Regions from separate parts of the Homo sapiens genome. Here region 2 is linked to region 1. The links are chromatin loops, found by intact Hi-C in ENCODE. Cell type or tissue: PC-3. All regions are shown on one strand. Links, peaks and the distances in the headings refer to the core of each region. The heading gives the core; the rest is flanking DNA.

Region 1 (6,817 bases), core at 606-5,605:
TGCCTCTGTGTCCTCTGTTCTAAGGACACCAGTGATTTTCTTATAAAAGCCCCTATGATTGGATTTAGAGCACACTCTAGTCCAGTATGACTTCTTCTTAGTTTATCTCTTAATTACATCTGTAAAGACCCTATTGCCAAATAAGGTTACTTTCAAGATATGGGAGGTTAAAACTTCAACATGTATTTTGGGGTTACACAATTCAACCCACAGCAGTGGGACTAATTTGTGAATAATTAAAAGATGACTGAATTATTTCCACAGATAACATTTGCCATAACACTGAAGTTATAACTGTGTTAAATCACTAAATAAAACATTTCCTCAAATATGTTTCTTTGAACAGTAAGAGGCACTGCCTCAGGGGGAAAATGGTTTTATTATTATATAGTTTGAAGAAACAGTAGGTCAAAGAAAGTTAAAAAGACTACTTGCTACAGGACACGTCAGAGCCTTTAAGATACAGTAAGTTTCCCAAACTTGTGTGATCATAGGCAAATTTAACTTAAGTGCTGTCCCAGGGAGCACACTTTATGAAACCCTGACTTCCCAGGTAGCATTATATTGTAACTATTTACAAATTTGTCTCTACTTATTAGGTTCTAAGTTCCTGAGAGGGAGAATCCATACTTCATGAATCTTTAAATCCCCAGGACACATGTAGTGTGTGGGAGCTACAGGCCCACTGGGTTGTACCAGACACAAGTAAATGATTTTCCCTGAGCTGGTGCAACACAAAGGCACTGGACACATAGAGCAGGTATTACTGTTGACTGTTGAACAACATGAGGGTTAGGGTCACTGACGTTCCATGCACTGAAAATTTGCATATAATTTTGACTCCCAAGAAACTTAACTACTAAGAGCCTACTGTTGACCAGAAGCCTTACTGATAACATAAACAGTTGATTAACATGTTTTTTATATTATATGTATTATACACCATATTCTTACAATAAAGTAAGCTAGAGAAAGAAAATGTTGTTAAGGAAGTCATAAAGAAAAAATATTTTTACTATTTATTAAGTGGAAGTGGATCATCATCAAGGTCTTCAGCCTCACCATCTTCATGTTGAGTAGGCTGAGGAGGAGGATGAAAAGGAGGGGTTGGTCTTGCTGTCTCAGGAGCAGCAGAGGCAAAAGAAAATCTGCACATAATTCAACTTGTGCAGTTCGAACTTGTGTTGTTCAAGGGTCAACTATATATCACTTGTATTTCTTTCAGCCACATGTCACAAAATTCTGACCACTCTTCCGTGAACATAAAGGGGGTTCTTCTTCTTAAATAATAAGATATCTGCAAGGAGGATGTCCAGAACCCAGGCACAGCTGCTCAAAAGGATCATCATTAAGGATGCAGATCATTCTATTTGTTGCTCCATCTCAATGTTATAGAATAGCTGTTTCACAGCCAGCCCCTACTTCTCAGTGCCAGGCAGGAAAAAAAGATAAAGTCTTTTCTTTCTCTCTCTCCCTTTATCCCTCTCTCCCTTTTTTTTCTTTTCTTTTCTTGTGTTTTCTTTTCTTTTCTTTTTTTCTTTTTTTTTAACGTTCGGGAAAACAATAGCTTTACTGGAAACCTCACTAAGAATTCAAACTGTCTTACTGTGTAAACACATGGTCACCCCCAGCTGCAAGAAAATCTAGAAGGGCATGGACTTTAAGGCTCATTATCAAGTCAAAAAAATCGGCGCCTTGTTGGCAAAGCAAAGAAGAAAAGGCTTTTGAGTAGCTGTATCACCAATGGTGCTCAGTTTATTCTTTTATGTCCTTATTGTCATTGTTGACTCTATTGGAGTTGTGGCTAGTTCTAGTCTATTGTATTTATAGGAAAAAATGAGTTACTTATTTTGACTTTGAAGTTTGGTAGATTTTAAATTTCATGGAGAAAAATGTTGTTTCAATAATTACTTAGGCTGTTAGGTTATATAACATACTAGTAATAAACTATCTTGATGAAGGAGAACACTGTTTTGGAGAGTATCCCAGGAGTTCTGGACCCAGAATAGTAGGCTCATTGAGTGATTATGCAACCCTTGAATAAACCCACAATACAACTGAACAAGAAATTAAATATATAACTTCAAAATACTCCATTGATTCATTGTGTTGGGAAGCCAATATTAACTTACTGCATCTTGCTGATTCATGTGATAAACACAGCATTTTAATAGGGACTTTGATTCCATAATGATTCAGTTTCTTATATATCTGGAAATTGTAAATCAGCCAGGAGAACAAATAGCAAGCCTTGAGCCATGCTGGTATGATGTTTGCTTTACAAATTTGGTGCCCTTTCCCTCTGAGATACAGCCACACTCAATTAAAATCATGCAATGTTGGCTAAGTAACAGGGCAGCAACCAAGATTTAAATTGTGGAGAAAAAATTCCAAAGTGCGTCTGAATAATAGGAAGCAGAAACTCAAAAATGGAAACTGCTTTTTTTTCTGTGATCACACCACTGTAGCCGTTAGATATTTTTCCATTGACTTTGGGAGTGTAGGAGATGCAAATTAAAAATAAATAATTGTAGCAACATGGCCATGACTTTTTTTCTGTTACATTTAATTAATTGGAAATTTGGAAATTTAGAACTTTCATACAGATGTTTTATTTGTCTGTAGCTCTATTCTTAGGCTTCCTGTTCATATTTTAGTACATAGATTTCTGCAATATAGGACTAGATCTTCAGCTATTTTCATTTAGTGCTTACTAGCAAGACAATTAATTGAGGAACTTCTTGTGATTAAACATGATACTGTAACACTTCTGACTTCTCAAATATCCATCAAGTGTGACTAACTTCACTCTCCCTCAGATGTCATCTCATAAAACCCTATTTTGGGGAAGAGAATGCAGAAGCTTTTAGTTCTGTCATATCTCCCAAAGATTATGGAATTGGGAAGAGTGTAAAACCTGGAGAAAACTCATTAAGACAGGACCTTGATGCTTTTTAAAATCTTAGCCCCTAAATTTGTGACATGTCCATTCACAGGAGATTCCTGACAGGCACAAGCACATTTTCACCATTTTCACTGCTTTTTGTATTGTGCACATTTATGATGTACAATATTATATATATATACACATATTAAAATGATTGCTACAGGTAAGTGAATTAACATATCTATTACTGTTCAGTTGTGTGTGTGTGTGTGTGTGTGTGCACGCGTGCACGCGTGCACGTGCGCATGTGTGGTAATAAACTTTCAGTATACAATACCATATTACTAACTACAGTCTTTTCTTCTGTACATTAGATCTCTAGACTCTTCCTCCTGTATAACAGCAACTTTGTACCCTTTTGACCCACATCTCCCCATTTCCTTGTCCTCCTTTACACCTGGTAAGCACTATTCTACTTTCTGTTTCTATGTATTTAATTTACTTTTAGATTCCACATGTAAGTGTGGTCATGTAATATTTGCCTGTCTGGGTTATTTCACTTAGCATAAAGTCCTCCATGTTCGTCCATGTTGTTGCCTATCTCCTCCATTTTTAAGTCAGATTAATATTCCCTTGTATTTATAAATTACAATTTCTTTATCCATTTATACGTTGATGAACACTTAGGTTGTTTCTATAACTTGGCTATTCTGAATAATGCTGTTATGAACATGGGAGTGTGGATATCACTACAAGGTGCTGATTTCACTTCCTATGGGTATATACACAGCAGAGGGATTGCTTGGTCATGTGATTCAATATTCAATTTTTTGAGGAACTTCTATATTGTTTTCTATAATGGCTGTACCAATTTACATTCACATCAACAGTGCACAGACGTTCCCTTTTTTCCACACCCTTGCCAATATGTATTATCTCTTGTCTTTTTGATCATAGCTATCCTAACAGGTGTGAGGTGATATCTCATTATGATTTTGATTGGCATTCCCTGATGATAAGAGATGTCAAGCACCTTTTTATATGTGTGTTGGCTGTTTTTGCGTCTTTTTTGGGAAAATGTCTTTTCAGGTTCTTTGCATATTTTTAAATTCTATTATCTCTGTGTGTGTGTGTGTGTGTGTGTGTGAGAGAGAGAGAGAGAGAGAGAGAGAGAGAGAGAGAGATTGAGCTGTGTGAATTCCCTATGTCTTTATTAATCTTTTATCAGATATACTGTTTGAAAATAGTTCCTCCTGATCAATAGGCTGACTTTTCCTTTTGTTGATTGTTTCCTTTGCTGTACAGAAGCTTTTCAGTTTGATGTAGTTCAAAGAAGTTTAATGTTCTTTCATGATATAAACTCTAAACAAAATATAGCTAGAAATTTTTTCTTCAACATACTAAAGGCCATTTATGAAAATCACACAGCTAATCTAATCAATAGGAAAAACTGAAAGCTTTTCTTTTAAAATCAGGGACCAGGCAAGGAGGCAAGGGTGCCCATTCTTGCCACTTCTATTCAACAAAGGGCTGAAATATTAGCAAGAACAATAAGACAGGAAAAAAAAAAAGACATCCAAATTGGAAAGGAAAAAGTAAAACTATCCCTTTTTGTCAATGACACATGTAGAAAACCCTAAAAGTAGCAGGATGCAGAATCAACATACAAAAAAATTGAATTTCTTTTCATTAATAATAATCTGTCCATAAAAGAAATCAAGTAAATAATCTCACTTGCAATAGCATCAAAAAATTAAGATGCTTAGATATAAATTTAACCAAGAAAGTGTAATATCTGCATGCTAAAAGCTGTAAAATATTGATGAAAGAAGTTTAAGAAGACACACAGAAATAGAAAGATACCCTATGCTCGTGGACAGGAAGTATTAATATTGTTAAAATGTCCATACTACCTAAAGCATTATACAGACTCAAAGCAACCTCTATCAAAATTTCAAGTGCATTTTTCGTAGAAATAAAAAAATCAATTCTAAAATTTGTATGAAACCACAAAAGGCCCTGAAAACAATTTCCATAAAGAAAAACAAGGATGGAGTCATCATACTTTCTGATTTCAAATTATATTACTAAGCTATAGTAACCAAAACAGTATGATGTTGACATTAAAACAGACACACAGACTAACTGGACGGAATAGAGAGGCCGGAAATAAACCCTAGCATATATGGGCAACTAATTTTTGACAAGCTCTGCAAGAAGACACAATGGGGAAAGAATAGTTTTTTCAATAAATGCTGTTTAGAAAACTGGATATTCACATGCAAAAGAAAGAAACTAGACCCTTACCTCACACCATACACAAAAATCAGCCCAAAACAAGTTAAGGACATAAATGTAATCCCTGAAACCATAAAACTACTAGAAGAAAACATAGGAAAATCTCTGTGATATTGGCCTTGCAACCATGTTTTGGATATTATATTAAAAGTTCAGGCAACAAAAGCAAAAATAAGCAAATGGACTACCTTTTCACGGCTTTTGACTTTCTTCAAGTTTTAAATGCAACCCTGTGTATTATGCCAATGTCATGCTCAGGCCTTAGGCTCTATGGAGCTTCTCAAGGTCCTTATTTGATTTTTTTTCTACCTCATGGTCCTTACACAGTCTGCTCTTTTTGCCTAGAACACTCTTTTCTTCTCCTGTTTTCTCTTTTCTTACATTCCTTTCAGGTCTCATTTTAAATTTTATTTGCATACTGGATGAGTTTGCCTTAGTTCTGAGATATTTATACTCCTCTCATTTTTAGCAAGTATTATATACATATATATTAATACTTTGTAAAATTATTGGGCTAGTGCCTTACTTTTTTCCTTGGGTGTCGCCGACCTCAATTCCTGGTGGACTGAACAAAGGATGATGAATGTGGGAATGAAGATAAAGACAAAAGTGTATATTTGGAAGAAGGGGGTCAGGGGGCTCCTTGCTTCTAGTGAACAAAGGCCCTGAGCTTTTTCAGCCTTCTGTATTTATTAGGTGAAAGAGATAGCAAGAAGGGGGGTGATTGTAGGTCAGCAGTTTGACTAACAGCAGGCTTGCAAGACTGCATTCTTTGAACAATAGGCTCTAGATATCCCAGTAGATAACCTCAAGAAGCATGGCACCAGGGGGTGATTGCCTTCAGCAAAACTTCTGGCAGCTGGAGCAGATGTGATTTTGCCCATATCCTCCATTCATAATAAACAGTTTTCTGTTTGATCATATAGACTCCAGTGGAATGTTGAGTTGGTCACGATTCCTTTGCCAGCCCTTTACACTTGGGTACAACTTAATGGAGTCATGTTTGAGAGGTATGGGGGAGGAGTAGAGAGCTATGGAGCCACTCTAGCACTGTGATCCCATCTCTATTGTCACCCTTATCACAGTATTATAATAGTCTTTTTAACATAATGCTTATTTACTGTTAGATTGTTTGTGTCAAGCACTGAATACTTATATTCCGGCTCTAGCTATTCCCATACTCTAGCAGCTGACAGTCTAGAATCTAGTCATCTATTCACTAAAAGTCATTAACATTTCAAACCAGCATATGCAAAATACCAAACCAATTAACAATTGCCATAGACCTTACTGTCCATTATTGTAGCCATAAGCCACCTGTTGCTATGAGCATTTGAAATGTGACTAGTCTGAATTGAGATTTGTCATAAATACAAAATATACACCAGACATTAGAATGAAAAAAAGATGGGGCCCATTCCAAGATGGCTGAATAGGAACAGTCTGGTCTGCAGCTCCCAGCGTGATTGATGCAGAAGATGGGTGATTTCTGCATTTCCAACTGAGGTACCTGGTTCATCTAATTGGGACTTGTCAGAAAGTGGGTGCAGCCCATGGAGGGTGAGCCAAAGAGCGGGGCATCACCTCACTGGGGAAGTGCAAGGGGTCAGGGGATTTCCCTTTCCTAGCCAA
Region 2 (6,817 bases), core at 635-5,634, 71 kb before region 1:
GAATCTGATTGCACTAATGGACATATTATAGACTGAATTTCAGCAATCATGCAAAACTTTCAAAGAAAGGAACAGGTGAACTATCCAAGATCCTACAGCAGCAAAGTCCCCAGTATAGGCGGAAACAATTCTAACCTAGCAACACCTATAATAATAATAATAATAATAATAATAATAATAATAATAATAATAATAAAACCTAGCAGCATAGTCAAGAAAAACATACAAGGCAGACTGTTCATCACCCACCCCAGTCACCTCAGACTAAATATTAAACATTATTGTAGAAGGTCAAGGATAGAGGGGAAAAAAGCTGAATTTACAAATTACAATCTGGTGGAATTGCTGTTTACTTAATACAATGCAGCAGCAATCAGGGTAAACTCACTTTTGCAAACTTAATATTGTGTGGTACCAGATAATCAGGTCATAATTATCTTTGGCTTAGGAAGGACAGAACTCATCAGCATGATTTCATCTTCAGTAAGAGAATGGAGGCTCTGCTAGATGAAACCAAGTAGAGAGGGAGTGTGGGGGATATGGGTGAAGAGTGCTGGGTGCAGGATGGTATTCCATTCTTTATTCTCTTCCCTTGGATTCAGTCAGGAAGATAATACCCTGACAGCTGGCCCAAAGTACCCATTTATCAAACTGAATCATACAACTGTCTTTGACAGTTCCACACTAAATGGAAATTTACATATTTGACATATTAACAGCAGTGTGTCTCAAGAGCCAGGAGATCATAGGACACAGTTATAAACTTTCATAAATAACCTGAATAAATCCCATAAAATGTCCACAGAAAGGCAAGCGTGTTTGCGAATTATTGTTAAAATTCAAAGGTCTTAGAAAAGCTGAGAAATACTCATGATTACATGCATGGCATCATAATAGCAAACTGTTAACGCAAGAAGAATGTATTTTTGCAAATACAGGAGAAAAAAGATGTGGCAAACAGGAATAGAGTATATATATGTAGAAACTATGAGGTAATTGTGCTATTAATACTATCTTACTCAGAACTGGACAAGCCGTCGTTATAACAGCAGCTTCTAATCCTGATGTAATGTAACTTAAGAATTCAGAAATGGTTTGAAGGCTGGAGAATATCACCGAGGAGGAGGAGGGTGAAAGAATGGAGCAGCGGTGACGGATGGAGACATGGAGAAGGGTTGTTCTTCACCAGGCTCAAGAAAAGAATAAAGGAAAACAAACTGAAAAAGGCTCAAACTATAGGCTGAAGAAACCACATCAGGTAAAGGGAAGTCAGAGTGAAAACTGGCCCTTCGAACTGAAAAATCTAGAAAGAAGAGGAGGAGAGGGAGAGAGGCAGGTGCTAATATAAGGGCTGAAGACACAGCCTTGATGCCTGGGTTAAAATCCCAGCTTCATTTCTCATGAGGTGAGCTGCTGAACTTCTGTGAACTTCAGTTTCCTTGTACGGTTTGTGGGGATAATAATAGATGTATCTCTTTGGCTGAATGTCAGAGTTAAATGAGTTCATATATATCAAGTGCTTAGAATACTGCCTGGCACAGAGTAAACACTATTAAAATGCTTAAATAGCTTAAAAGTGCCAGAGAAAAAAATCAGGCGATCTCCCCTGAGCCCTTCCAACCCTACAGTTAAAGTCTAATAACAAAGTAATCATATGTATGTGTATATGCATATATGTGCATATATATATATATACACATACACACACTCTCTCACACACACACTCTCTCTCACACACACAGATGTATACACACACATATATCTGACTTAAAAAGGCAATGACATTGGTCTCAGTTTTCTTTTACTTAAAAAATTTCTTTAAATAAAAGAAAAAGCAAATAATAATTCCATATGTTATTTAAACCCTTAAGTTTTTGAAAATAAAAACGGAAAGACAGTAGAACAGACCATATAGAATTTCTGTGCTTGTACCTCTTTTAGAAAACTTCACTATTAAGCACATACACACACATACGCACTACCTTTCTTTCTTTTACCATGCATTCTCCAGGCTTTTGAGCTGTGATTTATCTAGCTAGGTTTACTGTTTCACTTAGAATGAGGATAGCTAATCAATCCTTGTCACCTATCTCTATTTTTCTATTTATACTCTGAAGTCAAGGGCATCAGTCAAGATGAACTAATGCTGCTAAAATCTCTGCAACAAAAAGCTATATATTGAATATTCTCATAGCACCAAACAAGTTTAAGGAAAAATAAGTATGAAAATAATGGTTCAATCTCAGCAGTCAAGATCTTTAATGCAGAATAACACTGCAACAGGAATAGGATTTGAATCCAAGAACTCAGGAGAAAAAGATGAAAATCCATAATACTCATCTCATCTCCTGCTTACTTAAAAGGGGTTTAATATTTTCCATGCAACCAGGAATGGAAAGAGGTTCTATTCCCCCCAAAAGCACTCAGGAGTTTAAAAACGTGCCAGCTTCCTACAGCAATTTTCCATTTTAACTCTGACTTCCATTTGAAAGTCACACGAGAAATCAGCTGTATACATTCACTTATGGGCAAAATGCATATCTATGCAATTTCAAGGCAAACTGCTCCAATTCATAATCAGAAAGCAACACTCCAAAATTAGGCAGAAAACACTGCTAAGTGTTTTGACATCTTAAACCAAGAGAGGGCAATGTTTCTTTGGCAGAAGAAATAGCCTGTGAAATTTTGTTTTTGGTCCCGACTATAACATAATGTTTTATTTTTAAAAAACAAACAACAAACAACAGAAGCTTGGTATGAAAGTCACACAATTCAACTTGTGAAAACATTGAGATTTGCAAGTACCTCTATCTTCTTATATATAAAACAAAAATTAAAATGAACAAAGTATGCTTTTGATAATTGTGATTGAAGAATGTTTAAGCTTAATACTAAGAAAGATGACACAAAAAGGAGAATAAATTGAAATTAATATACGTCTCAGACTTCAATACTTTTGAGGGTTTCTTTGGGGCTAATGTCATAGAAATTAAGAGCCTTTATGTGACAGTTTTTGGTTGTAATTCTAAATCACCAGAGGTGGGGTGGAAGCCAGCCACCTGCCCATCCCATTCCTCCATAAAAGAACAAGTTGATGGGTCAACACAAAGTCAACATCATGCATTCTTTCAATTACTTTTCCTTCCTTCTTCCATAATTTTACCTTACAAGAAGTCTAAGACAGAATACTGGAGATCTCCTAGAAAACAACCCCCATAAAAGAAAGAAATAAAAAGAAAAAGGAGGTGGACCACTATTACCATTTTAAGGCTGACACAGGACTCTCCCTCCAGTGCCCAGAAGTAGGGAAGGACATCGCTAGGGCACAGACTTTGGTTCCTCCTCTCGTTTCCTTCAAAAACGTCTCCTCAGAGTTCTGCATCCATCTTCAAAATTTAACTACAACCTCTCACAGATGACTCCCAAACCATGAAACCCAGATTTTACTTCTCACTCAATTCCAGTTTCATTCCTTCAATAAAATTCAATCTTTTGAGTCTGCTTCATAATTTATGGCTGAATTTAATTTTTAATAAGCCCTTTCCCACACATTCAAGGCCCAGGCCTGGGGGGGCAAAACCTCCCAGTGGCTTCTCACCACATCGGGAGTGAAACCCCACAAGGCCCTCACAGGGCCTTACCCCATCGTTCATCCTGCCCGACCCCAGCAGCCTCTCTGTTAGGCTTGAACATGCCAGGCACACTTTCCCCTCAGCCCCTCCTACTGCCTTTCCTTGAGCCTCACTGCTCTTGCTCCAGGTATCTGAGCAACTAGCTCCCTTACTTCCTTCAGATCCTCACTAGAAAGATGCGTTCACACCCAGAACATCCTGTCTAAAATTGCAACTAGCTTTCTGCCCTCAATACTTCGTCTCCTTTCCTACATTATTTTTCTCTTTAGTGCTGATCATCATGCTTTGTTTTTACTTATTAATTAAACATAATTTATTAATTATAAAATAATAATTTTTATTACTGTTATAAATAAGTAAAATAATAATTTTTACTTATTAATTCCCTGTCTATCACAAAAGAACAGAACCTCGATTGAGGGCGAGAATTTCTGAATTACTTTATCTCATTATCGTATCCCTGTGATATGCTTTGGCTGTGTCCCCACCCAAATCTCATCTTGAATTCTCACATGTGGTGGGAGGGACCCAGTGGGAGATAATTTAATCATGGGGCAGGTTTTTCCTGTACTGTTCTCATGAGAGTGAATAAGTCTCATGAGATCTGATGGTTTTAAAAAGGGGAGTTTCCCTGCGCAAATTCTCTTCTTTTGTCTGCTGCCATGTGAGACGTAACTTTCACCTTCCGCCATGATTGTAAGGCCTCCCAAGCCATGTGGAACTGTAAGTCCAATAAACTGCTTTCTTTTGTAAATTGCCCAGTCTGGAGTATGTTTTTTTCAGCAGCATGAAAACAAACTAACACAGTAAATTGGTACCAGTAGAGTGGGGTGCTGCTGAAAAGATACCCAAAAATGTAGAAATGACTTTGGAACTGGGTAACAAGCAGAGGCTGTAACAGCTTGGAGGCTCAGAAGAAGACAGAAAGATGTGGGACAGTTTGGAACTCCCTAGAGACTTGCTGAATGGCTTTAAGCAAAATGCTGATAATGATATGGACACTGAAATCCAGTCTGAGCTGGTCTCAAATGGAGATGAGAAACTTGTTGGCAACTGGAGCAAAGGTGGCTTCTGTTATATTTTAGCAAAGAGACTGACGGCATTTTGCTTCTGACCTAGAGATCTGTGGAACTTTGAACTTGAGAAAGATGATTTAGGGATCTGGTGGAAGAAATTTCTAAGCAGCAAAGCATTCAAGAGGTGACTCAGGGCCGGGCGCGGTGGCTCACGCCTGTAATCCCAGCACTTTGGGAGGCCGAGGTGGAGGGATCATGAGGTCAGGAGATCAAGACCATCCTGGCTAACATGGTAAAACCCCGTCTCTACTAAAAATACAAAAAAAACATTAGCTGGGCGTGATGGCAGGTACCTGTAGTCCCAGCTACTCGGGAGGCTGAGGCAGGAGAATGGTGTGAACCCAGGAGGCGGAGCTTGCAGTGAGCAGAGATCATGCCACTGCACTCCAGCCTGGGCGACAGAGCAAGACTCTGTCTCAAAAAAAAAAAAAAAAGAGGTGACTCAGGTGCTGTTAAAGGCATTCAGTATTAAAAGGGAAGCAGAGCATAAAAGTTCAGAAAATTTGCAGCCTGATGAATGTGACAGAAAAGAAAATCCCATTTTCTGAAAAGAAATCCAAGCTGGCTGCAGAAATTTGCGTAAGTAACTAGGAGCCAAATGTTAACGACCAAGACAATTCGGAAAATGTCTCCAGGGCATGTCAGAGGTCTTCACAGCAGCCCCTCCTATCACAGGCCCAGAGGCCTAGGAGGAAAAAGTGGTTTCATGGGCCAGGCCCAGGGTCCCTGTGCTGTGTGCATCCTAGGGACTTGGTGCCCTGTGTCCCAGATGCTCCAGCCATGGCTGAAAGGCACCAACATAGAGCTTGGGCTATGGCTTCAGAAGGTGCAAGTCCCAAGCCTTGGCAGCTTCCACACGGTGCTGAGCCTGTGGGTGCACAGAAGTCAAGAATTGAGGTTTGGGAACCTCCACCTAGATTTCAGAAGATGTATGGAAATGCCTGGATGCCCAGGCAGAAGTTTGCTCAGGGGGAGGGCACTCATGGAGAACCTCTGCTAGGTCAGTGTGGAAGAGAAATGTGGAGTTGGAGCTCCCAAACAGAGTCCCTACTGGGGAGAAGGGGGCCACTGTCCTCTGGACCCCAGAATGGCAGATCCACTAACAGCTTGCACCATGCACCTGGAAAAGCCACAGACACTCAACACGAGCCCATGAAAGCAGCTGGGAGGGAGGCTGTACCCTGCAAAGCCAAAGGGGCGGAGCTGCCCAAGACCATGTGAACCCACCTCTTGCATCAGCATGACCTGGATATGAGACATGGAATCAAAGGAGATAGTTCCAGAGCTTTAAGGTTTGACTGTCCTGCTGGATTTTGGTCTTGCGTGGGGCCCCCAGCCCTTGTGTTTTGGCCAATTTCTCCTATTTGGAATGACTGTATTTACTCAATGCTTGTACCCTCATTGTATCTAGGAAGTAATTAACTTGCTTTTGATTTTACAACTTCATAAACAGAAAGGACTTGCCTTGTCTCAGATAAGACTTTGGACTGTGGACTTTTGAGTTAATGCTGAAATGAGATAAGACTTTGGGGGACTGTCGGGAAAGCATAATTGGTTTTGAAATGTGAGGGCATGAGATGTGGGAGGGGTCAGGGGTGGAATGATATGGTTTGGCTGTGTCCCCCACCCAAATCTCATCTTGAATTCCCATATGTTGAGGGGGGGACCCGGTGGGAGGTAACCAAATCATGTGGCAGGTCTTTCCTGTGCTGTTCTCATGACGGTGAATAAGTCTAACGAGAGCTGATGGTTTTAAAAAAAGGAGTTTCCCTGCACAAGTTCTCCTGTCTGCTGCCATGTGAGACATGCCTTTCACCTTCCACCATGATTGTGAGGACTTCCCAGACTTGTGGAACTGTAAGTCCAATAAACCTCTTTCTTTTGTAAACTGCCCAGTCTTGGGTATGTCTTTATCAGCAGCATGAAAATGAAATAATACACCCTGGTACACTGAATTGTAGTCATGTATTAGTCTATTCTCATACTGCTATACAGATACTACCTGAGACTGGGTAACTTATGAACAAAAGAGGTTTAACTGACTCACAGTTCCGCATGGCTAGGGAGGCCTCAGGAAATTTACAATCATGGTGGAAGATGAAGGGGAAG

Evidence for each region. Peaks named below come from ENCODE experiments on the same cell type or tissue, not always from the same donor. Only the 100,000 strongest peaks of a DNase experiment are listed, where the experiment ranks them.
Region 2: it touches region 1 in a loop (4-fold over the local background); 4 of 110 quality-filtered maps call a loop at or near these places.

The regions. Positions count from the first base shown.
Region 1 is chr3:168,121,695-168,128,511 of GRCh38, forward strand. No RefSeq gene overlaps it. Among named protein-coding and RNA genes, the nearest start is that of GOLIM4, 29 kb to the left of the region's middle. In PC-3, for the core only: no CTCF peak of the experiment used is centred there; no DNase peak of the experiment used is centred there; H3K27ac peaks cover 1,015 bases.
Region 2 is chr3:168,050,676-168,057,492 of GRCh38, forward strand. The region is part of intron 1 of GOLIM4 (golgi integral membrane protein 4); the gene reads right to left. Among named protein-coding and RNA genes, the nearest start is that of GOLIM4, 42 kb to the right of the region's middle. In PC-3, for the core only: a CTCF peak has its summit at 2,641; no DNase peak of the experiment used is centred there.